Regions from separate parts of the Mus musculus genome. Here all the other regions are linked to region 2. Evidence: chromatin loops called from intact Hi-C (ENCODE). Cell type or tissue: heart. All regions are shown on one strand.

Evidence for each region. Peaks named below come from ENCODE experiments on the same cell type or tissue, not always from the same donor. Only the 100,000 strongest peaks of a DNase experiment are listed, where the experiment ranks them.
Region 1: it touches region 2 in a loop (4-fold over the local background); 2 of 42 quality-filtered maps call a loop at or near these places.
Region 3: a loop joins it to region 2, with 2.0 times the contacts of the local background. A loop is called at or near these places in 8 of 42 quality-filtered maps.

What each region holds. Positions count from the first base shown.
Region 1 is chr9:98,981,194-98,989,193 of GRCm38, forward strand. Faim (Fas apoptotic inhibitory molecule) reads left to right here and starts at 5,180. Exons shown (of 5, transcript NM_011810.3): 1 at 5,180-5,319. In heart, a CTCF peak has its summit at 4,993; a DNase peak (open chromatin) is centred at 5,138; H3K4me3 peaks cover 1,758 bases; H3K27ac peaks cover 1,383 bases; H3K27me3 peaks cover 1,396 bases.
Region 2 is chr9:99,136,102-99,144,101 of GRCm38, forward strand. It overlaps Pik3cb (phosphatidylinositol-4,5-bisphosphate 3-kinase catalytic subunit beta), which reads right to left and starts at 4,110. Exons shown (of 24, transcript NM_029094.3): 1 at 3,890-4,110. It also overlaps the pseudogene Gm2773. In heart, no CTCF peak of the experiment used is centred here; a DNase peak (open chromatin) is centred at 4,220; H3K4me3 peaks cover 2,487 bases; H3K27ac peaks cover 1,520 bases.
Region 3 is chr9:99,061,320-99,069,319 of GRCm38, forward strand. It overlaps Pik3cb (phosphatidylinositol-4,5-bisphosphate 3-kinase catalytic subunit beta), which reads right to left. Exons shown (of 24, transcript NM_029094.3): 12 at 4,241-4,291; 13 at 2,701-2,889; 14 at 1,518-1,639; 15 at 412-555. Among named protein-coding and RNA genes, the nearest start is that of Gm1123, 30 kb to the left of the region's middle. In heart, CTCF peaks have their summits at 1,411 (motif pointing right) and 3,077 (motif pointing right); a DNase peak (open chromatin) is centred at 1,482.

The DNA.
Region 1 (8,000 bases), 150 kb before region 2:
ATTTTTCTTTTACTTTTTTTTTTAAAAAAATTGTTTGAAACATAATTTTACTAGGTAGCCCAGTCTAGTCTGGAACTTCCAAACCTCCGGCTCATTCTTCCCAGAGCTAGGGTTACTGCATGCACACCACACTCTGAGGGCCCCGCCCCCTTAAATACACATACAACCTTTCCATTTCTGTGTCTGCGTAAGGGACATAGAGCTGACATACACCTACTATAAAGACCTGTCTGCATGGGATCTTGTCCTTGGCCTTTATATTCTTTCTGCCACCTCGTCTGTGACGTTCCTGTACCTTGGAGGGAGTTCTATAGATGCCCCACTTATGTCATTTATTCTTGGCATTTTAAAAAAGATTTATTTATTTAATGTATATGAATACTGCTACTGTCTTCAGACACACCAGAAGAGGGTATCAGATCCCATTACAGATGGTTGGGAGCCACCATGTGGTTGCTGGGAATTGAACTCAGGACCTCTGGAAGAACAGTCAGTAGTGCTCTTAACCTCTGAGCCACCTCTCTAGCCCCTATTCTTAGCATTTTGACTAGTTCTTAATCAACAAGTGGGCTTCAAAGGCCAGGTAACAAACCTTAGATGCCTCTCTATCTGGTCTATACTTAACTCCACAGCTGTCATCAGAGGGCATCTAAGGCTTATGCTGGACATTTCCAGCTTTGCTATATGTAACCTACTTTCCTGATGTTGCCACCAATGTAACTGAAAAAAATGTGTGAATTTATGATTTTCTTTGTAATCCTACTATAAATATTCCATGAAACTAGTACCACATTTGAACATAAGAATTTGGGCCAGAGTCACTCTGGTTTACTGAGGTGATGTGTTCTTGTATAACACATTTTAAAATTAAGGAGTCCACATAATTTGTTCTTTTTCATGCCAAACAATATACCAATAGTAACCTTCCCTCTTTCTCTTATAAAATCGAGTATAGTCACGCAGTACAGGTTAGCTGACCTAGCTTCCATCTTGAGATCTTTCTGCCTCTGTGTCCCATGGGCTGAGATAACAGGTGTGCATCACCATTACTGTAAATCGTGTCGCTATGCATTGCCAACAGATTCTCTATTGACAAATTTCTCTCAGATAAAAATCTTATAAGGGGTGGTGCACACTTGCTACTCTCTCCACACTCAGGAGACCGAACAGGAGGCCCTCAGTCACTTGCCAGCCTTGACTCTATAATGGGGTCACATCTCAAAAAACGTCTTGAAGAGTAGAATGTATAGCAGTTGGGTATTTAATTTTTAAAAGGATCATTGAATCCAAGTATGGTGGTGCTCCTATGTGATCCCAGCATGAGGGAGGCAGAGGCAGGAGGACCAAGAATTTAAGATCGCCTTCAGCTGAACATCTTCCATTTTAAGATAGCTATAACCACAGACAGGTGTTTCGAGAAAGCAAAACTGCAATCTCAGTATTGACTTTCACCTCGTCATCTTCTGTCTTACCCTCTAAAACACTGGGCTACAGTCCTGCTGCGACCAGGGCTTAGTGCCAGAGCTTTTTGTATCAATAGTCATCATAGTGATTTTGGGTTTTTTTTTTTTTTGGTTGTTTTTGTTTGTTTGTTTTTATTTTGTTTTACCTCGTAGCTTTTCTGCTCTAATTGGCACTTTTCTGTTGTCTCAAGGTGTGGGATGGAGAGAGTGAGTCAGAGGGAAAGAAGAATGGAAACTTGGACTGTTTTAAAGAATCCCATTGAGCACGACAGAGAATAAGAACAAGAATGTGAAGGGGAGACTGTCCCAAAGCTATCGCCATGCCTTTGAAATCTAAACGCTTCCTCGTATAAACAAAATCCAGGGAATCCCGAAGGGCCAATGGCAGAAGGAAGAGAATGCTTTTAATCGAGAGGCTTAGATGAGTATTTCTTGCTGCTGCTGCAGCAGCAACAGTGCCTTAGTCCCATGGGAAGGATAAAAGGTCCCTGGCAGCCAGAGGGACATGTTTTCACACTGTGCTCTGCTCTGCTTGGCTGGATACAGCCTGGGCACACACCAGGAAGTCTGGCCAGTTTTCTTAGCGTGTAGCTGTCTCCTCCACATTTAAACATTCCTTATGAAGGGAAGAGGGAGGGAGTAGGAGGTTGCTCAGGAGGCAGACTCTCAAGAAAATTAGAGTTCAGAAGAAAATCCTAAGACTCTTGAGGCATAAAGCCCCCTCACTGAGGTTATCTAAGCAGTAAACAATTGCTGGGGAAGAGGAGACTTTCCTGTGGGAATCCTTGCACTCTGTATAACAAACCAATCTGTTCACAAAGCTAGATAAAGTGGGACTAGTTTCTTTGGCCAGCAGTTGGTGCCCTACCTAGAGTGAAGAGTGAATAGGTGTTAGTTCCCATCCCTCCAGGAAAAGTCGCCAAGCAGGACTCAACAAGAAGGATGCCTGTACCACTTCTGATGTCATGTCCGCCAGCGTGGGCAGGATCAGTGTCTGTGACACACAATGTTATACGGCTCATGAGAAAAATGGCTTCTCTGTGATGTGAACACTTTCCTCTACCAACCCCACATGTTCATCTGTCCATAGATATATGTGCTGGTGTGGTCATTCATTCAGCGTGCATCCACTGAGTTCAAGGTGTCCGACGGACCAGTTTCCCATTGCTACTGTAACAGGGCACCATAGACTTACTAGTGGCTGAATAAACAAGCAAGAATGAGAGCATATTCTTACAGTTCCAGGGGCTGACAGGCTGACATGGATATGCTGGCCAGCCCTGCTCACTCTGAAGCTTCTAAGGAGGCATCTTCTCCATTTCTGTCTATCTCTGAGGACAACTAACAGTCCTTGGTAGTCTTCGATTTGCAGCTGCAATGCTCCAAACCCTGCCTCTGCCCTCAGTTTCCCTCTGGGACTGTATGTTACAGGTTAAACTATGCCCCCTCCAAATTTGTATGTTGAAGTGCTAATTTGAGGAACCTCAGAATGTGACTTTGTGGCTAGTGTTTTTACAAAGTAAGTTAAAGTGAGGAACGTAATTGCTCTAAGCAGTCTTTAGTTCTATCCAGCTTACATGTCATCTTTTTAAGGAAATGGCCCACATAGGTGTGCAACGCACACCACACACACACACATACACACACACGAGAGAGAGACAGAGACAGAGACAGAGAGAGAGAGAGAGAGACAGAGAGAGAGAGAGAGACAGAGAGAGAGAGAGAGGCAGAGCCAGGATGATGCCTTCATTAACCAAGGACTGACAAAGATGGAAAACCAGCAGAAAGGCTTTCCCTCTCAAACAGAGCAACGAACTCTGCCAACACCTGATTTGGAGCTTGTAGAGTCCAAGACTATGAGGAATACATTTCTCTCATTAAAGCCAGTCAGTTTGTATACAGTCACCATCCCTTTGGTGTCTGTGGAGAATCAGTTCCAGAAATTCCCAGTAGATACTGAAATCTAAGGATGAGGGCCGAAGGTTTAACAAACATCCGCCTAGCATGTGTGATATCCGGTGCTTAATTCCCAGCACTTAAAAAAAAAAATCCAAGAATGCTAACATTCCACATATAATGTCCCTGCATTTGCACAAAACCTATATGCCCAGCCCCATATACTTAATCATTGCTAGATTATTTGTAATACGGTTGCTATATAAATAGTCATATCATATTTATGGACTAGGAAGATGGGAATAATAAGTCTGCATGTATTCAGTACAATTAAATTATAGATGTTTGTATTTGTGCATAGTGAGTCTTTGATGGTGTGTTTTAGTGTTTGAGTTTTACATTGAGGGCTTCGGGTATGCTAGGCAACTCTTAGACCTCACAAAAGATTTTTGAGTTGCAGTTGGTTGAGTCCATGGTAAGAGTAAGCTTTTTCCCTCAGTGCTAGAAATCAGAAAAGGTCTTTTTAAATTGACCATTTATATTCCCTGTCCTTCTAATATCCTACTTGAACATTTCACCAATAATTGAAAAACACCATTTGGCATTTTAAAAATCTATTCATAGAAACTCTTTTATGTAAGGGGTACAATGTGTCTGCCATCTGTTTTGTCCAGTTCTCTCCCATTTGTCTATTCTTTTCTTTAAAAAAAATTTATTGCCATGACAGTCAGAAATTTCAGAATATTAAGTAGACCAGTGTTCTTTAATGTTGCAGATACCGTGCCTGAAACTTCTGCTTCATTAAATTTTACTACTTTAGTTTTTTGAAACAAGGCTTAGTTATAAAGCTTAGGGTAGCCTGGAACTTGCAATCCTCCTGTTTCAACCTCCTGAGGGCTGGGTAGATAGGCATGGTGATCCAAGCACTGGGGAGACTGAGGCAGGAGGGTCTGGAATCCAAGTGTGAGGCTCTTATGAATTACGTAGTGAGATTCTCTTAAATATCAACTAAACAGGCACAAACACTCCCAAATTAAATCTTTATCAGACTTAAAAAAAATCTCTCATTGGTTCGTTCCCTTTATATAAATGAAACTGTAGATTCTATCCGACATTACTTACTTACCTGTTTGTCTGAGACTTTACAATAGCATTAGGGACAATTCAGTGGTTGTGTGTTTGTACATATGTATTATATACACTAAAAATAATTTACATAACCCACGACCTCACCCAGGATAACTAAACGCCCTATTATATTATTGAACTCTATACTCTTTCCCTAAGGTTTGTCTGTCAGTAAGTGAAATTCAAACATCTCACTAAAGGAAGAAGTATATATAAAATAGGGAGACAAGGCGAGCAAAAACCTCTGGGCTAGGTGTAAGGCTCGGCAGCCAAACGACCCCTGTGGTCGTACAGAGGGTTTCAAAGGCTGGACTCTTCCACCTAAAATGACCGTTCTTATAGCAGAGAATGGAAGGCCGGCAGGGCAGTGGGAACAAAGGGTCTCAGCGGACGAGTTGCCTCTCCCGGAGGTGCGGGTTATCCGGAAGGCTACAAAAGCTGCTGTCAGACCTGCACAACAAACAAGAAAGTGACACCCACAGGGCCTAGGGGCAGCAGCGGCGCAGCAGGGCGCACCGCAGAGCGCTCAACTGTGCACAAGGGCGCAGAGCGGCGCACAGCAGGAGCAGGATTGGCCCCAAAGCGGAGGGTAGGCGGGGCCTATGGAGGCGGACACCGGGAATTGGTTTTCGCGCGGAGCGTGGGCGGAGCCTCTGAAAAGGGCTCTCGCACTCGCGCAGGCGCAGTAGGGCAGTGGGCGGGGTCTCGTTGAGCCCGGAAGGCAGTAGGAGGCTGGGCGCCCGGCATGCGGGTGCTGGAGCCCGGTGGGCGCGGCCGCGAGAGCTGCTGACTACGTCGTGGGATCGGGAGCCGGTGGCGGCGCGCGGAGCAGGTGAGCGCGGGAGACGGTGCTGGCAGCTTCGGCGGGCGCTTCCAGCTCGGCCTGGCCGAGCGGGCTCCGAGATGCGTGGTGCCCAGGCCTCGGTCGGCAGACAGCAAGCCGCAGTGTGGGCTCAGGGCAAGAGGCCCCGGAAAGAAGGGGTGTGGGGCGGCCACCCGAAGCTGCGGACCCTCCGGTGCCTCGGCGCAGTATTCGTGGCGCGGTCCGGAGTTCTCGGGCTTCGGACGTGTCCGAGTCTCGGTGCCGCTCCTGACTGCGTCCCAGGCGGCCCTTGGCCCAAATACCCCGGAGAGGTACCTACAAGTACCTACCTACACGTACCTCCAGGGGTTGTAGGAGGCCGAGCTAACCTCGCTCGGTGGTCGGGAGCTCTTGAGAGCAGCTCACTGCAGCATCCTTGCTGGCTGTGGCTACTTCCTTCGTGGAGGTTGGCTTTAGGGACAGATTTATTCCTGAATCGCTCTAGTGTTGCAATAAGCTCAACTCGAGTTGCTTAATGAAGGAGCCTGTTATCTTACAGCGGGCAGAGTGGGATTCTATAGTCTCTTCCTAGAATTCTGTTGTTTTTCTCATGCAAAGGCTGACTTGGAGACCTGTCTCAGGTATAGAATGAATTGGTTCAATGAAACCCAGCGAAATTACGCTGTACTCAAGGTGGAAGATGGTGGGACAGGTAACTTGAGTTGTTTTGCTGTTTAACCATCTAACGTTGCATTCAATCTGTCACCTGTAACAGCGAGTAAACACAAGTCTGAAAATTTGAAAATTGCCTTGTACTGCAACCAATGCTCATGTAAATGTCATTGTGGGCGGTGTTAGTGTCTGGTGACGTCATCATAATTAGATTAGATAAGCACCGTTTCTGAAATACCGAATGGATTTTGGAAATACAGTATATAGTAAAATCATCGTTAGTGATCTGGGGGTTGTTATTCCATATAAGGTTTTCTGCTAAAAGCAGACCTGTGCAGGTCATGGTGAGGCTTAGGACAGAGTGGTGGGGTCAGAACACAGGTGTGAAACAAGTGGTAATATGAAGGTATAATAACAAGGTATAATATGAATTATATTGATCACAACCAAAGTAAATTAAGAAAAAACCCTGTTGGGCCAAGAGAGCAACTCCAATGAGCTTTGAAAGTACTGAACTTGAAGTGTGTAAGATCACAAGCCACAAGACTGTTGGAACTTCCGGTCAAACACACAAACAAAAAAACAAACTTGTAGTGGAATCCCAAAGCAGGACCCTTGCAGAGGTGTTTTGAACATGTTCTTAAATGTTATATGAGATTTATTGATGCGAATTACACTTCCAGATGGGATCTTGTGGAAAAAAATATTCCTTACACTCTGTGCCTGTGGCCTTGCTGGAAAGTTGAACAGATTAGGAATAGCAATGGGGTGTCACTTAAAGAGGCCTCTGTTACTTTGCTATCCCCATAATGAGGGAGAGAGTCTAGCAGAGGTGAGCTCAATGATTTTGTTACAACTTTTCATTGTGGAAATTGTGGGACTGGGTTGTAGCAAGGTTTAATCCTTGTGTAGAAAGCACTTTTAAAAGTTTCTCCTTGAAAGTGGCACAGGATTCCGTGCTTCACCGCCTTTCAGAAGCCATGAATACTGTTAAAAGGTTTATAGTTTTTTGTTTGTTTGTTCGTCTTTTTAAAGGAGTTATAGATCTTTGGGGGCTGGAGAGACAGAGGTTAGGGGGGCCTGCTGCTCTTGCAGAACAGAGTCGCAGAAGCTCACAACCACATGCAACTCCAGCTGCAGGGAATCTGCTACCCTCTTATAACCTCCACGGGTACCTGTACTCACACATGCATGTGTGCATGTGTGCACAAGTGCACAGGAGCGTGTGCATATGTGCACATACACACACAAAATGATAAAAATAATAACAAATCTTAAGTCTTGCTTAAAAAACAGTGGATATATGAACAGGGAAAACTGAAATGCTTGCGGACTCTCACTAAGGCAGCCTTTTTCTTATTTGACCATATCTACAGAAAAAAAAAATAAACAAACACAGAAGCTAATTTTGTATTGACTTGTGAATTTGTGTTTTGCCAATTTGTCACTCACAATTATAAATAGAAATTGTCAGATAGTTGCTTACTCCTTTATATTTTATTAACTTTTATTTTATTATATTTTATATAACTTTTCCTAAGATGTGCCCTCTAAATTATTGGAGCGCACAACATCACTAATTTCTAAGCAGTCTGTGAATAAGTGTGCATGTATCAATATCTGTTGCTAGTTTCAAATTGTTTTTCTGGGTTTTGTTTGTTTGTTTGGGGGGTTGTTTGTTCATTCCTTTTGATTTTTCAAGACTGGGTTTCTCTGTGTGCCCCTGGCTGTCCTAGAACTTATTCTGTAGACTAGACTAATCTGGCACTCACAGAGATTTACCTGGCTCTGCCTCTCAAGTGATGGTATTAAAGATGTGAGCCACTACTACTGGTCTAATCTTGTTTTTTTAACTTCCCTTTCAACTCATTGTGTCTTTTATTTTATTTATTTATTTGTTGGTGTTTTGTTTTGTTGAGACAGAGTCTCACTCTGTAGCTCTAGCTGTCTTGGAACTCACTATGTAGAACAGGCTGACCTCAAACTCATGAAGATCTGCCTGCTTCTGCCTCACAAATGCTAGGATCAAAGGCATGTGC
Region 2 (8,000 bases):
AAGTAAAAAAAAAAAAAAAAAAAAAAAAGGTTAGGGAGTGGAATTAAGAGCTCTCTATTTGAATATTACATACACATACAAACACATACACACACACACACACACACACACACACTCACACACACACATACACACACACACACACACACACACACACACACACAGTATTAAATTCAATTCCTGCAAGCATGCTAGACAAGTGCTCTGTCCACTAAGTTAATGTCCAGTCCTGACCATATTACATTTAAAATGCCTACAAATTGGACTGAAGGGATGGCTGTTTGCTAAGAGCACCCATTGGTCTTGCAGAGGCCCTGGGTCCAGTTTCTGGTTTTTTTAAGCTAGTGTCTCTCTCTGTCTGTGGTCTAGCGAGCCTAAAACTCATGTACCAGCCAGGCTGGCTCTTCAGGATTCTCCTGACTCAGCCCTCCAAGTGTCAGGGTCACAGGCAGCATCCATACATAAATCATCTCTTTGTTTTGTTTTGTTTTGTTTTGGTTTGGTTTTTCGAGACAAGGTTTCTCTGTGTAGCCCTGGCTGTCCTGGAACTCACTTTGTAGACCAGGCTGGCCTCGAACTCAGAAATCGCCTGCCTCTGCCTCCCAAGTGCTGGGATTAAAGGCGTGCGCCACCACCGCCCAGCTCATAAATCATCTCTTTATTCATTGTTCCCTCTACTCTACACATAACCAGTTCTCTAACCCTTTCAAATTTACCTCTACAATTTGCCCTCTGCAGTTTCAGATCCAGAGGACTTCTGGCTTCCACTGACAACCTGACATTCATACGATTCACAAGCACACACTTAGCAAAACACTCATAGCCGTAAAATAAACTTTAAAATTAAAAAAAAAAAATGTAAAGGATGCCTAGAAACAGGGCCATGGAGCCAGATTCCATCTCCAGAACCACAAAACCTCCATCCTATCCAGATCCCCTCCCCCCCAAAAAAATTAAAAGAAAAGAAAAATGTATAGGTCTAGATGTAGCTGAAGCTTAATGCTCAGGACCAGTGATAAAAATCTGAGTCAACAACATGTGATAATATTTAAAGAGGGAAGAGAATGACATCATTCAGGATGAGCACAGGTAAAGAAATGAAGAGGGACAGCCAGGAGGCCCTCGGGGATTTGGGATGTTTTCAACACAAGGTGTGAGGCTGAAACAAAGAGAGAAAGAAGGCCTGGAAACTCTAAGGCCTAGAAGGTTCCCTGCCATCATATGAGTCTCCTGTCATACCGAGTCTCCACCAAAGCCACCTCTTCCATAGTTAGCTAATGTCTATCATTTAAAAATCCGAGGTTCAGAAAGCCTGGGCAGAATCCCTACAACTGCACCTCTTTCGACTCTGACTTAGGTCAAAGTCTAGAGCACTTCTGACCCTCAGCCTTTTCACTGTGGGTAGCAGGAACAACAACCTACAAAACAGACAACTGGGCCGCGGTGGCACAGCCTTTAATCTCAACACTTTGGAGGCAGAGGCAGGGGAATGTCTGTGAGTTCAAGGCCACCTTGGTCTACAGGGTGAGTTCCAGGACAGCCAGGACTACACAGAGAAACCCTGTCTTGGGAAGAGGTAAAAAAAAATCATCTAGGCTACGGGATTCACTTTTGCTTTCCATATAATTTGCTGGCATATACAAAACAAGTTGATTAGGGACTGATCCACCTGCAAAAAATAAAAACCAAAGCAGGAAAACAGGGCTGGGGACATTAGCTATGAGCATCTTACCCTGTGTGAAGACCTGGGGTCAATCCTCAGCATTCACACACCGAGAGAAGGGAAGCCCGGGCAGAGACAGGACGTGGCCCAACTAGTACTGAAGTGCTTAACTAACATGCAGAAAGCCTGCTAGTTTGATTCCCAGCTCAGCATAAAACCAGGCGTGGTTTACAGGTGTATGGTGGAATCCTAGCACTAGGGTGGAGAGATGCAGAATTGCCCAGAGATGCAAGAAGCAGGAGCTACGCTGCAAGTCGAAGGCCAGCCTGAGGATAGAGCAATATTCCATTTTAGGTTTGTTTGGGGTTGGTTTTTTGTTTTTTGTTTTTTTTTTAAAGTATACAACAGGGCTGGGGACAGGTAAGCTCTGGCATAAAGCACTTCCCTGATATAAAAAGCCCTGAGTTTTAAAAAATAAAATAAAATAAATCAACATCTGACTTGTGGTCAGGCCAATGATCTTTAGCACAAGAAAAGCAACCTGATTTTTCCACTTTGTAAAAACACCCTGAAGGTGGAATGTCCTAGTCAGTGTGTGAATCACGAGGGTAAACTAAAGATGCTTCTTAAATCCTTTTGGCTTTAGTGACTACAATTTCAATTTTACCATTTCAGATTTTTGGTCTTCCAAAACTTGGGCAATAGCCTAATCCAAGCCACCCTGATCTTTCACACATTATATAGTCTTTCTACACAGTTCTGTCTTCTGCTTTCTTTTTTAAAAATCTGTGTGTGTGTGTGTTGTGTGTTCCTCAGATGCCACACATCTTATTTTTTTAGGTAGAGTCTCTCATTGGCCTAGGGTGCCATGATTCTGCTAAGCTAGCAGGTCTACCAGCAAACTCCTGGAATCTACTTGTGTGCCCCTCCCCAGCAATGGGACTACAAGTGGATGCCACCCTAACTTTTAACATCTATTCTGGATATGCCGAGTTCTGTAATCCAAAGACAAGGGAGAAAGAGGCATGAATCAAAGCCAGCCTAGTCTATAGAGTGAGTTCCAGACCACTGAGGACTAACACCGCAAAGTTCTGTCTCAAAAGATCCATAACACCGCAAGGTTCTGTCTCAAAAGATCCAAAACAAAATAAAACAAAACAAAACAAAAAAACTTACAAAGCAGTACCAAGACCCGCAAGTGATAATGAACTCCTGGAAACTCAGACTCCTTGGAGATTTCATTACGACTGGTATTCCCAAACATCCATTCAGCACTTCAGAATAAATACTCATCTAATTTAATTATGATGACTTCACCAGACAGTAAGTAACACTGCCCACAACGATGTTTACAAAAGCACTTGTCACTCCCTTCGGATGTAGCAATGCAGGAAAAAAGGAGTATGTTTCCATACTCTTCCTGTGTTTATACTCTGTAACAAGTGACAATTTAAGTGTCACTTCAGATGGGTTAAATACCAAAGTAAGTCAGGTAACATGTCCCACCACCATCTTCCACGTTGTGTAAACTCTGATTCTGATAGGATTCTTAGCACTAATTCACTCCGTACCCAAGACAGGTTTCCAAGTCAGCCTTTCCAAGAGAGAAACTACAGAATTCTAGGAAGAGACTACAGAATCCTACTCTGGCCGCTGTAAGATAACAGGCTCCTTCGTTAAGCAACTCGAGTTGAGCTTATTGCAACACTAGAGCGGTTCGGAAATAAATTTGCCCCCAATACCAACCTCTAGGAAGGAACAAGCCAGAGCCAGCAAGGATGCTGCAGTGAGCGACTCCCAAAAGCTCCCGTCCACCGAGCACTTACAGCGAGGTTAGCACGGCCTCCCGCAATCCCGGGAGGTGAGTATTCACAGTTCCCGCTTCACGTCTCCTCGGGGTATTTCAGCCAAGGCCGCGCGGGACGGGTTAGCCGCAGCACCGGGACTCTGACCGGTCTGAAACCGGAGAGCCCGGAATCGTGCGGTGAACGCTGCGCCGAAACACCTGAGGGTCCGCAGCCGCCGGGCGTCCGCACCGACACCGGCTGGGCCGTGCCGCGCCCGCTCTCTCTGTGGTCGCCCACCGGGCGCCCTCCGCTGCTCGGTGTCCGCCGCCCGAGGCCTGGGCGCCGCGTACCTCGGAGCCCGCGCTCCCGCGGCCGAGCCCGGCAGGAAGCGCCCGCCCGAGCCGCCAGCGCCGCAGCCCGCGCCGCCTCCCGCGCTCACCTGCCCCGCGCGCCGCCACCGGCTCCCGATCCCGCAGCGCCGTCAGCAGCTCCCGCAGCCGTGCCCGCCTGGCTCCGACACCCGCATGCCCCGCTCCCAGTCTCTTGCTGCCTTCGGGGCTCAGCGCGACACCCGCCCACCGCCCACGACCATGGCCGGCTCCGTCGCAGCCGCTGCACCGCCCGACGGAGCACGCGCGCGCCACCGCCGTGCCCGCGCCTGCGCGAGCGCGCGCGCGAGCCTCCCGGGCTCTCCTCCCCGCTGCCCGGCCCCGCCCACCCTCTAGGGCCAATCCCCCGACGCCCGCCTCCAGGCAGCCCCGCCCACTCACCGCGCAAGCCCCGCCCCTCGAGGGGAGGCAGCACCAGCCTCGCCCTGTGCGGCTGTCGGTGCCGCGTTCCTACTGCGCTGCCGGCGCGCTGGGGTTGGCTCGCAGAGCACTGCGGTGTCTGCAGCCCCCAGCTCGCCGCCTTCGGGAAAACCTGCACCTCCCGGTTCCGCTTCTCCGCAGACTCCCCTTTGTTCCCACGGCCCAGCTGGCCTTCCATTCCCTGCGATGTGAACGATCATTTAGATGTAAAGAGTCCAGCCTTTGAAACACTTCTGTGTTCGTCTCTGCACCACCGCAGCTGACGTTTGGCTGCCAAACCTTACACTTCGCCCAGCGCTTTTTTTTTTTTTTCTCGCCTCTGTCTCCCTGCTGTCGGGAAATTTCATGGCTCTTTAGTGAGACGCTTGAATTTCACTTACTGTCAGCCAAACCTTGGGCGCGGCGGATAGAGCTCAGCGGTAGGGCACTCACATAGCCTAAGAGGTCCTGCGTGGGATACTTGTAGTCTTTTTGTTTACATATAGTAAACCTACTGTAACCTAACGCCACTCTAACAATTCAAGCAAATACTTAAGTAGTCTAGGATAGAATCTACAAGTAGAAGGAAAATGAGACAAGGTGTCAAAACAATAGTTTGATTCTGCGGATGTAACTAAGTGATTTAAAAAAAAAAAAAAATCAAGCGTGGTGGCTAATGCCTATAAAGCTCTGCATTCAGGACCAGAAGGCAGGTGCATTGCCAGGCCAGCTAGGTTACTTCCTGAGTTGCAGACTAGGCAAAGCTGCATAGCAGGGACCCTGTCTCAAAAAAAAAACAAAAACAAAAACAAAAAACAGAGGTTAACCTATTTCACCATGCTTGTACAAGTTTGGGGTTTCTACAAGTAATTTTATGTGGAGCTTTTGAGGCTTCAGCCCATTGCCAGTGGGACATTAAATGCTTAACCCAACTGTGAAGCCCAGGTCTTTTCAGATGTCTAATGAATAGAATTCCCCTTAATATTTAGCGAGCTCACAGCCAGAAATGTCAGTAAAGGACCTTCACACGTTGATCCTCGACCCTTGTACCAAGCTTCTTCCTTCCCCTCCACCACAAGGTCAGTCTCATGTCCACCACAGAAGCAAAAGTATCTTGCACTAGACTAGCAATGGCTTTCTGACCAAGCAGAAAGGGTTGGTGACACAAGCCAGGCTGGCAGATCTGTGAGTTGAGGCCAGCTTGGTCTACAGAGCAAGTTCCAGGAAAGCTAGGAGTACACAGAGAAACCTGGAGAGAGAGAGAGAGACAGAGACAGAGAGAGAGAGAGAGAGAGAGAGAGAGGCAGACACAGAGACAGACAGAGACACAGAGACAGAGAGTAAAACAAGAAGCTTGCCAAATACCTGTGAAGTTTCTGTGAATATCGGGGATGGAAATGCTAGAATAGGAATGTACTATGACAAAGAGTGGATCGAGGCCTAATCTTTACACTGTTCTTTGCTGATAGTATTGCTATGCAGTACTTGGAAAAGCTACTCTGGGAGATTAGACTGTACACCAGTGAGTTTCGAATCGTCTGTGTGTGATAAGAGTTCTGTGATGTATTCCTCTTCGCGTTGTTTTGTCGCTAAGATCCTCACCCACTTGTCATCGGGACCTTATAAAGAATGAGTGCACTTTGGATGTATATGAATGACTTAATCACACATTCATGCTTTGATTTGTAGTCCTGCATGTTTTAAAAGCTTTGAGCTTGAAATGATACACAATAGCTTGAAAGGGTGCAAACAGAATAGTGGCTTGTTTGGCTAGAGGGTAATAATTTGAGTAGATAATTAGGTTTTCTGGTTTTCAAAAGTTTTGCTACAATAAAATCTTGTGTTGTTTTAGAGGAAGGGATTAAATGCCTGTCAGCCCCAGAAAGCTAGGTTCAGGCACCCATACCCATCCCCCACCCCCAACCTAGCAATGAGAGAGACACGTAATCAGGAGATAGGAGTGCATGCATCCCAAAGAAACATCCTTATGGAATCTGTGAATGTGACCTTAGCTGAAAAAACAATGCTTGCAGATCTAGGTAAGTTAAATGCTTAGAAATGGGCTCATCCTTCCTTTAGAGTCGACCTAATCCCGAAGATAAATGTCCCTACAAAAGAAAAGGCAAAGCCAGGCCTGGTGACAACACCTTTAATTCAGTGCTTGGGAGGCAGAAGCAGGCAGACCTCTGAGAGTTCAAGGCCAGCCTGGTCTACAAAACAAGTTCTGGTACGATCAGGGCTGTTGCACAGAGAAACCCTGTCTCAAAACAAAACAAAACAACCCTAAAATGAATGAGTGAATGAATGAATGAATGAATGGCAACCCTGTAATGCCAGAACTCAAGAAGCCTGAGCCTGGGCTAAAAACTGTGAAATCGTGTCAAAAGAAAAATAAGAGTGGAGAAAATAGAAGGAAGAAAGTTAGAGGCAGCCTGGTCTACATAGTGAGTTCCAAGCCAGCGAGGGCTACCTAGTGAGACTGAGACCCTGAGTGGATAGATAGATAGATAGATAGATAGATAGATAGATAGATAGATAGATAGATGGATAGATAGATAGATAGATTAATAAAAATAAAAAGAGAGAAGATAGATTTGACAAACAGAGGAAGGTAATGTGAAGAATGTTGATACATCTTTTACAACCTAGGGACACTAAAGTTCCTAGCAGCTACGGGAGCTAGGGGGACGTAAAGCAGAGTCTTAATTCCTTAAAAGGAACCGACCTTGCAGGCATCTTGACATCACTTTTGGAGTTTAGGACTATGAGGAACTAAATTTCTGGGTTGTTTTTAAAAACAAAACAAAACAAGACAAGACATAAACTTGGCAATGATTTCTTCAACCAGACCAAAGTCTACTGTAGCCGTTTTAGTATAATACTGCTCATAACAGCAAACAAACAGGAAGGACGGAAATGGGGGGGAGGCATGACTGGGAGTCCAGTCCACTAGTTTGTTTAGAGGTCTTATTTTATTAATTTTGACAGCCTTGAACATCTGAAGTTCTGGGATTGCAGGTGTGCATTGCAATTCTCATTAACTCATTTTTTGGGAAAGAGAAATAATTGCACATGGCATAAACTAATTACTATCCCAGAATTGGGGGAAAAGCCTAGATGGTGAACTGACATAAAGGCAACCTCGTCCTATCCTACCCCCAAGTCTGGCCTGCTGCCTCTCTCACTCTTCTTCTCTCCAAAGACCAGGGGAGAAGATCCAGCCTATCATGTTCGTGCCACGAACCTTGGGAGGAAGGGGACAGAAAAAAGACAGAGAATGAGCATGGTGGGGGGGGGGGGGGAAGACCAGGCAGCAGCCATTTGTGCAGAGACAGACAACCCCTGCAGTGGGAAACCTACAGATAAGAGAGGGAGGAACTTCCAAAAGAGAAGGTGAAGCAGAAAAGATGCCCCATACCCATCTCTTCTTGGCTCGGGCGAGAAAAACACTCTTTCATAAATGCTTTTTTTTTTAATTCTAATTTTTATACACTATATTTTGATTGTATTCTTTACCCTCCCCCAAATCCTTCCAGATCCCTCCCACCTTCCCCCTCACCCAACTTTATGTTCTCACACACACAGAGTCACACACACAAATAACATGGAGTTGATTGTGTATAGGTTAGCTACTTTTGAGCCTGAAGCCTGCCCTGGAGTGTAGAGTGTGGTTTGTATAATGCTGTGACACTCCACTGGAGAAAACTGCTGGTTTCCCTCTTCCAGACTTTTTTTTTTTCTTTTTGGTTTTTCGAGACAGGG
Region 3 (8,000 bases), 75 kb before region 2:
AATAAAAACATTTCTTAAGAAAGAGCGCATGAAGCTGGGAGGGAAAAATGACAGTAGGAGCTGGAGAGGAGTGGCTGGGGTAGATTTGATCAGAGCACACACACAGTATAAATATTTAATCAATATTTTTAAACAAAAATTAGTTGTTAGAAAATATTACAATATAACAGTTACTAGTTTTAGTTCAAAATCTAGAAAGTATCATAGAATACTTACCTGAAATACTTTGCCAAATGATGAAAACAGAATTTAGGTATCAAAAGATAAGAGAAGGCACCAAACAGTGTAAATGTCACGGATGGATCAGAAAGCACCTGGAGAAGCTGCTGCTAGTCCACTGGCTGTCTGACATCACACCGGGTTAGTTATTAGAGAACATCATGGTATCAAATCGCAATAGCAAAGACTTACCTAAGATGCCAAAACAGAAACTGCCCAATCCTCCGATTATCAAGTGCTCTTTCTAATAGGAATCTGGAGAGGGCACAATCGAGAAAAGGCTCATATTTCAAAACTTGCACCAATTGTAAAAGATACTGAGAGAGTTCTTCATCACTGAAAGAAACAAAAGGGAGAGAAACTCAGCCACCTGTAACATGAAAGGACCCTTCCCTACCAACTGTCACATGCCCTGGCTCATGTGCGTGGGTCTCCTGGACCAGGCCTGTCATGTGCTTACATTCGCTGTACCACGTGATTATACATAAAAACTGCCAGGAGTCGTGCCCACTGCCCCCAAATAACATAATTATTTTGTGTGTGTGTGTGTGTGTGTGTGTGTGTGTGTGTGTGTGATGTATGTGGTATGTGTACCAGTGTTCAGAGGACAATGTGGTGGAGTGAATCTGTCTAGATAGGTTCCAGGGGTCAATAAGGACATCAGGGTTCTGAGACAAAGTTTCTCCATGTCCACTTATAAAAACCTATAGCTACTAGAAACAACAAATATAAAGTGGGAGGCTGCTTCTCCTAGTCATAGGATTCTACATCTCAGACTAATACAGAGGTTACATAGTTCCTTCTGCCTATCAAACTATTCAAAATAGATCTGATTTTAAAAGCAAGGAAAGACCATAGCCAGGATGGGGACAGGAAGATCAGTCTGAGCTTGACAACTAGCTAGCCTGGGCTACACGGTGAGTTCAAGGGCAGATCCCATGTGAAAATAAATAAACTTGCCTCCATCCTAAAATACCAACCCTTCTTATTTGGGGCAATTAATAGACTATGGGGAAGGAAAGAGGGGACAGAGGCATGGCTGCTCAGTTTAGAAGTGCTGGCCTCCAGGGTTGGCCAAGGGCAGGCGCTTGGAAACCAAGGTTTCAGAACTCGGTCCTGTAGTGAAAGGGGAAAGTGGCCTTCCCACACCTAAAGTGTTCATGCAGCAGTAAGGGCTGCACCGCAGAGCCAGCAGAGGGCGCTAAGATCCCACACAAGACCTGGCCACCAGTGCTCACACACATTCCTTGCCCACTCTGGTAACTCCTTGCCCCATGATGGTGCCAGAAAAGAGATACCTCATCTGTCGAAGGCAGCCTACAGCGTATTCCCGGACATACTGGTCTGGATAGTTGAAATCCAGGAGTTCCAGGGCTTCCCTGGGGGGCAGTTTGGGCCATATCTGCAGGAGCGCCTGAAGCTGTTTAAAATGAAAACTGGGTCAGAAGTTTGGTGGACAAAAGTAACTTACCTTTCCCGGCACATGGGAGCACAGATGAGTCAAAACAAGGAAAAAATTTAACTACTGATGCCTCAAACATCCTGGCAGATGCAGACTAACAAAGGTTGCCTTTGTTTCTGAAACATTCTGTGTACGTTTAAAAGGTTATTCTGTGCCTACCAAAAACAAAGTAAGACACTGCAGGTATCTACAGTGATTAACCACCGCATAATTTAAGAACAAAACAACTATAAATAAGCCAAGTCTCAAGCTAAGTAAAGACATATATACTAAGAAAGTCAATAACTCATTTTAAAACTACAAAGTATGTATGTATGTATGTATGTATGTATGTACGTATGTATAGTATGTATGTATGTGTTTGTCTGAGGCAGAGTTTCTCTGTGTAGCTGTGGCTGTCCTGGAACTCTGTCTGTACACTAGGTTAGTCTAGAACTCAGAGATCAGCCTGTCTCTGCCTCTGAGTGCTGAGATTTAAGGTACACACACCACCAAGCCCATCTGCCTTTAGATGAATGTTTAAAGAAATCTATTACTTTACAGACTTTTTATTAGCCAGAACAGCTCGAGCTCCTCAGATCAGAAATAAAAGTGAGTGGTCCACGAGAACTGAACAGTGCCTACATTCTGTTTATGGCTAATAAATCCTGTTATAAATGCTACAGGACATTAGACGACAAGACTCCCTGGGCAAGAGCTGGAGCTGCATGTGAAGACATAGCTGTGGCCACACCCAGGTCTTCAGAAGAGGAACTCTGCCATGGCTCTGTGAGATGTGGAGCCCTTAAAGGCTGAGACAGGAGGACTGGACATTTGAGAGAGGCTAAGGTTACATAGTAACAAAACAAAACATCCAACAAATGGAAATACTTCTGCGGAAAGACATTTTACACAAAATCAGAGTCACACACACACACACACACACACACACACACACACACACTTGTTATTTGGGGGAAAGAAAGTGGAGGGAGAGAAGGAAGAGATGGGAGAGGGAGGGACAAGGAATTTTCTGTCACCTGAGCAACATCTTCAAGTTTATTCCACTTGATTGACAAGAGTAGTTTTGGCAGTGACTGAGGGAAATTTTCTCGGCAGTCTTGCCGTAGAGTCCAAATAAGGTCCATTTCGTTCTCACACAGCTGAGACAGGGGGTCCCTGTCCAAGATTTCTTTCAGCACAGCAAGAAATTTTTTTCCACCACGACTCTTTAAGAAAGTAAAATGGCCATTATGGAATTTAACTGTGCAACCGTTCAGCAAATTTATATACAATGACTTTATAATTGTGAGCTTTACCAACTGAAATTCTGTACTAGGTTCACTAACGTGGCTCCTTTTAAGAAGTCTGCATTGTTCTGTGTTAATAGGTTATGAGTTATGTATAAAATCCAAGTGCAAACACTAGATGGCACTATTGCTTTTAGGTTAAATATATTGTACCATTTAAATAGCTTATAAAGTTATTGTTTGAGTTAAATTTTTTCTTTAACTTGCTCTGTAGATCAGGCTAGTGAGCCTCTGCCTCCCAAGTGCTGGGATTAAAGTCATGCCAGGTGGCAAGCACTTTTATCTCCTGAGCCAACTCACCATCTCCTGATTTCTACCAACCCTCAGCTCCCTACCCCAAGATAGCCCAAACATATAACGAATATGAAGATGCGTAGCATATAATATCAAAACCAACACACACTATCGCTCCTGAGCCAACTCACCATCTCCTGATTTCTACCAACCCTCAGTTCCCTACCCCAAGATAGCCCAAACATATAAGGAATATGAAGATGTGTAGCATATAATATCAAAAAACAACACACACTATCGCTGGCAGAGGTCTCAGTCTGTTCCCAGCTCAGTACATGAGACTACATGTCTGCCTTTTGCCAAAGCCCGTCCTGCCGAAGCTGGCTCTGTCTTTCTAGAGCTTTGAATTCGCTCTCTCCTTCCCGAGGCTGGCTGCTGTCAATCCCACTTAGCAGTTAGCTGAGGCGTACTCTCGAAAGCCAGTTACCTTTTCCTCATGCTCAGCTGTATTGTCACAAGAAGGAAAACACCAGCAACCTTAGTTTAGAATCAACAGATAGCACAATCGCTGGGCACAGAACCTAGAATCCTAATTTCACCAACTCTTCTAAGTTGGAAATCATCAGTGGCAGATCCGCCACTCTAACAGCCTCCAGCCTACCTCGTGTCTTCTTGTTCTCCAAGTCCAAAAGGACCAACCATCCATCCCCTCCTTCTGCCCTCCCTCTTCCTCTTTGCTACTTGAAAGAACACAGCCTCCTTAGCTAGCTGACACTAAGATAGCATTGGAATTCTGTGGTGTGCACTAGCAACTACCGTGGGCCATCCCTGAATTTATGCAGAAACGGGCTTCCCATTCAAGTCATACAAGCCACCAACAGAGCCACATTTAGGCAGCACTGGGATGCGCACACTTATCCACACTCACAGACTGCTTCCCCGTTACATCTCTCACACATTCCTTACAACAGATGAGGTGAAGGCCCCTCCTATCACAGAGCTCTGCAGTGAGAACCAGATGGAGCTTGGTACTTACTGACACATTAGCACTGTCTCCGCTGGCAAGCTCAGCTGCCTTCTCAATGATCTGTTGGAAAAAATAAAAATTTACATTTTTATCCTGATATTTGTAAAATTTCCAGTTAATAACTATGTTTGCACTTAGATTACAAGAGACTGCACATGCTTGGCACTCAAGCTTTTATAAATGGAAACAAAATTAACAAATGAAACAAGACCCTAAATCAGTGTCCCCCAAGGGCTTCAAACAATGGCGTCACTGAGGGGACTGCAGAGCAAGGCCATCGCTAGCTCGCTCGCTCGCTCACAGACTGCTCCTAGACAGGTTAAGGAGGGGTCACGAGGGTGGGGGCTGAAGTGGTGGCATGTGCTGCCCAGAACTCACATGGTGGTTCAGTCACCTGTAAATGCAGTTTCAGGGATCTGATGTCATTTTTGGCCTCCCTGAGAACTGCAGGCATACGGTACACAGATATGTGTGTCGGCAAAAGACTCCACATATAAAATAAAAATAAGCTAAAATATTTTAAAAGGTCCTAAGGGAGAGTCCCACCTACACTGTCCAGCAGCCTGAGCAGGTAGAAGACACACAGAGGCCCACCTGCTGCCAGGCAATGTGGATGGAGAACATCCAGAGAGCAGCCTGCAGCCACATGGCACGGGTGTGCTGTATACACAGAGGCCCACTTGCTGTGGAGTGGGCAGAGGAGGGCACCCAGAGGCCCACCAGCCACGTGGCCTGCCCACAGTGGGAGCCACTGCAATGTGCAAGTATGTGGTGGACAAGTGTGGAGAAAGAGAAAGAAGCACAGCATATGAAGAGAGCTGGAACTGGAGACGGGGGGTAGAAAGGAACAGCCTGTCCTGAGCAGCCAGCCCGGCCACCCAAGGCCATGGTGAGGTCCCAGCCAGTACTGCCACCTGAGGGCCATGTCCGGGTCTGTGTTGATGTCCATGGCTCCTATTACCACTAGAGATGTGCAGATGTCCCTGGTCTGGCAGCCACCCGGGCAGCAGAGTGGAACTGGCCCTGGTAACAGGGCCTTGGGTGAGCTGTGAGCATGAGAGTTGACTCTGCCAGCCACTCATCTGCCACAAGGCAACATGGAAACGAAGGTGGTGTGTGTTTCTCCCATCCCCATCAGCTGGAGTCTGGAGAGCTGGCCCTGGGGTCATGAGTGCTGATGGCCTGGCCCTACTGTTGAGTGACTTGCAGCAGCACTTAGGAGATCAGGCTCTGAGCACACCTGGGCAACGCAGTGGAGCTGGCACTAGTGACATGAGTGCAGGCGAGTCATCCGGAGAGCATGGGAGAGCTCACCCTGTTTCTTGCTGGTTAAGGCATTGGGTGAGCTATCCAGGGCAGGGCTACAGAGTTCGCCCTGGTGGTATGGGTAAGGGAGAGCTGGTGAGCTGACCACTTAGCTACCACCCACGCCCACATCCAGGGCTTTGATTGGCCCATCCCAGCATCTACCTCATTTATGAAGTGCCCAGGCACATCAAGACCAGTCTTGCTGATCCAAAGCTGCAGGATCCCCGTGACACAGGGGAACAATAGGATATCCAACAAGAGTCCTGGTGAGTGAGGACCCGGTATTGATAAAATATCAGAAGCCAGAGGCCTGGAAGCAGACCAATGACTCATTGCAGTGAACATTTACAAGCTAAGATGTGTGAGACACAATGTGACGCACTACGGCTTCCAGGATACTGTCTATGCTTTGTTTGTTTTTTTGTTTGTTTATTTTATTTTCCTTTGGTGGGTGGGGGGGTTGTAAGGGCAGAGAGCACATAGACAGGGGTGGAAGATGAGCCAGCTAGGGTGCATGCTGTGGAACTCACAAAAAACCTGTAAAATGGTTTTGGAAAAGTTACAAGTAAGCCTTATTACACTTGACTTTTTATAGTTGTCAGCTATCAAGGGCTAAGGTGCGTGTAAGTCAAGAGGAAAGCATTTGCCTAGTATGTGCGAGGTCCTGAAGGCCCAGAATCTACAGCAAGTCTGAGCCCAGTCTACTGAGGGATGCCGTGAAATGAAAGGAAGGATGGCAGCAAGTGAGTGGAGAGCGGGAGAGCAGGAAAGGAGGGAAATTTAAAAAGCAGATGCGAAAGCTGCGAGCGGCGGCTTGGTGGAGGTGCAGCTCAGTGGTAGAGTGGTTCCTAGCGCTTGGCTGATCCCCAGCGCTGCGGGAAAAGTCCTACAGAAGCACTGATGCAGCTCTCACTTCCCTCGGTTCATAGAGACGGCTCTTGAAGATCGGAACCTGCCAATGTTGGGGAGACAGGAGAGACTCAGAAGTCCCAGCCTGGGATGTTAAAAATGGTCATTCCCAGCCTACTGCACAGGTGGTTTCTAAGGTCAAGTGAGAGTAGTCACTACTATTGAGCTTTGGTCATAAAATCCCCTTGTAAAACAGGAGGTAAAGAGGACAGTGGCAGTGCAGAGTGACTCAGTGACACTGAACAAACACCACAGCTGACAACGGTTACCAGAAGACTGCAGTGCAGCACCTGAAGCAGTGGCCGTGAACAAGCCCGCATCTAAGGATAGATTCCGGAGCACAGAAATGTATCACATCAACCATGTTTAGTTTTTCCCTCCTCAGTACGTATAAAAACGGCAAGTTCTTAACATAGCAGCCGTTTTAGGAAACACAGTTCTTTCTTTGGTTTTAATTTACCAGTCAGAATAGTATTTTAATCTTATTACAAACTGGTGCTTGGACCCAGGACCTTGCATGTGCTGGGCACACACTCTGCCGCTGAGCTGCATCCACAGCTCGCTCGCTCTTTATTTTTTATGTTTTGAGAAAGAACCGCTTTATAAAGCCCAGGGCAATTTGGAAATCACAATCCCCCTGCCGCGGCATCTCCAGCACTGGGATTATGGCTGTGAGGCACCATACTGGACAAAAGAACTTTTTTCTTTTTCTAGACAGGGTTTCTCTTTGTAGCCCTGGCTGTTCTGGAACTCCATAGACCAGGCTGGCTTTGAACTTAGAGATTCACCTGCCTCTGTCTCCAAAGTGCTGGAATTAAAGGGGTGTGCCACCAATGACTGGCTAAAAGGCATTCTTAAAGACTTTATAATAATAAATTGGTTCTTGGGTGGATACAACTGATAAAGTACAAATGACTAAAGCAGCACTGAACTACACAAATTAATTTTGCATAAGACTCTAGAAACCATCTCTGGGACTCACTGAGTACATAGTTCTGTATTTGTGAGTTCTGCTTAGCATGTGTGAGGCTCTAAGGTCCACCGCTCCCCCAATGCTACAACACACACAAGACTCTTATACAAGTCTGTCGGTGCTCAGCATGAAAATGAACGGAGTGTGTAAGTAGATTAATTTAAATAGTATTTAGTACTTTAAATGCAGCCTTTTCTCACTTGGGCCAAGAAATCTCTTGTGCATGTTTGTCCAAAGATTTCTGTATTAAAATCAATACCAGGGGCTGGAGAGATGGTTAAGAGCACTGACTGCTCTTCTGAGTTCAAATCCCAGCAACCACATGGTAGCTAACAACCATCTGTAATGAGATCAGATACCCTCTTCTGGAGTGTCTGAAGACAGCTACAGCATACTTACATACTTACTTACATACATACATACATACATACATACATACATACATAAATCTCTTTAAAAAATCAATACCAATCATACCTAGGAGAGGGAGGAATATCACACTTGAAAATCAAAACATTTTAGAGGCTGGAGAGATAGATGGCTCAGTGGTTAGGAGCATCGCCCTTCCAGAGTACCCAG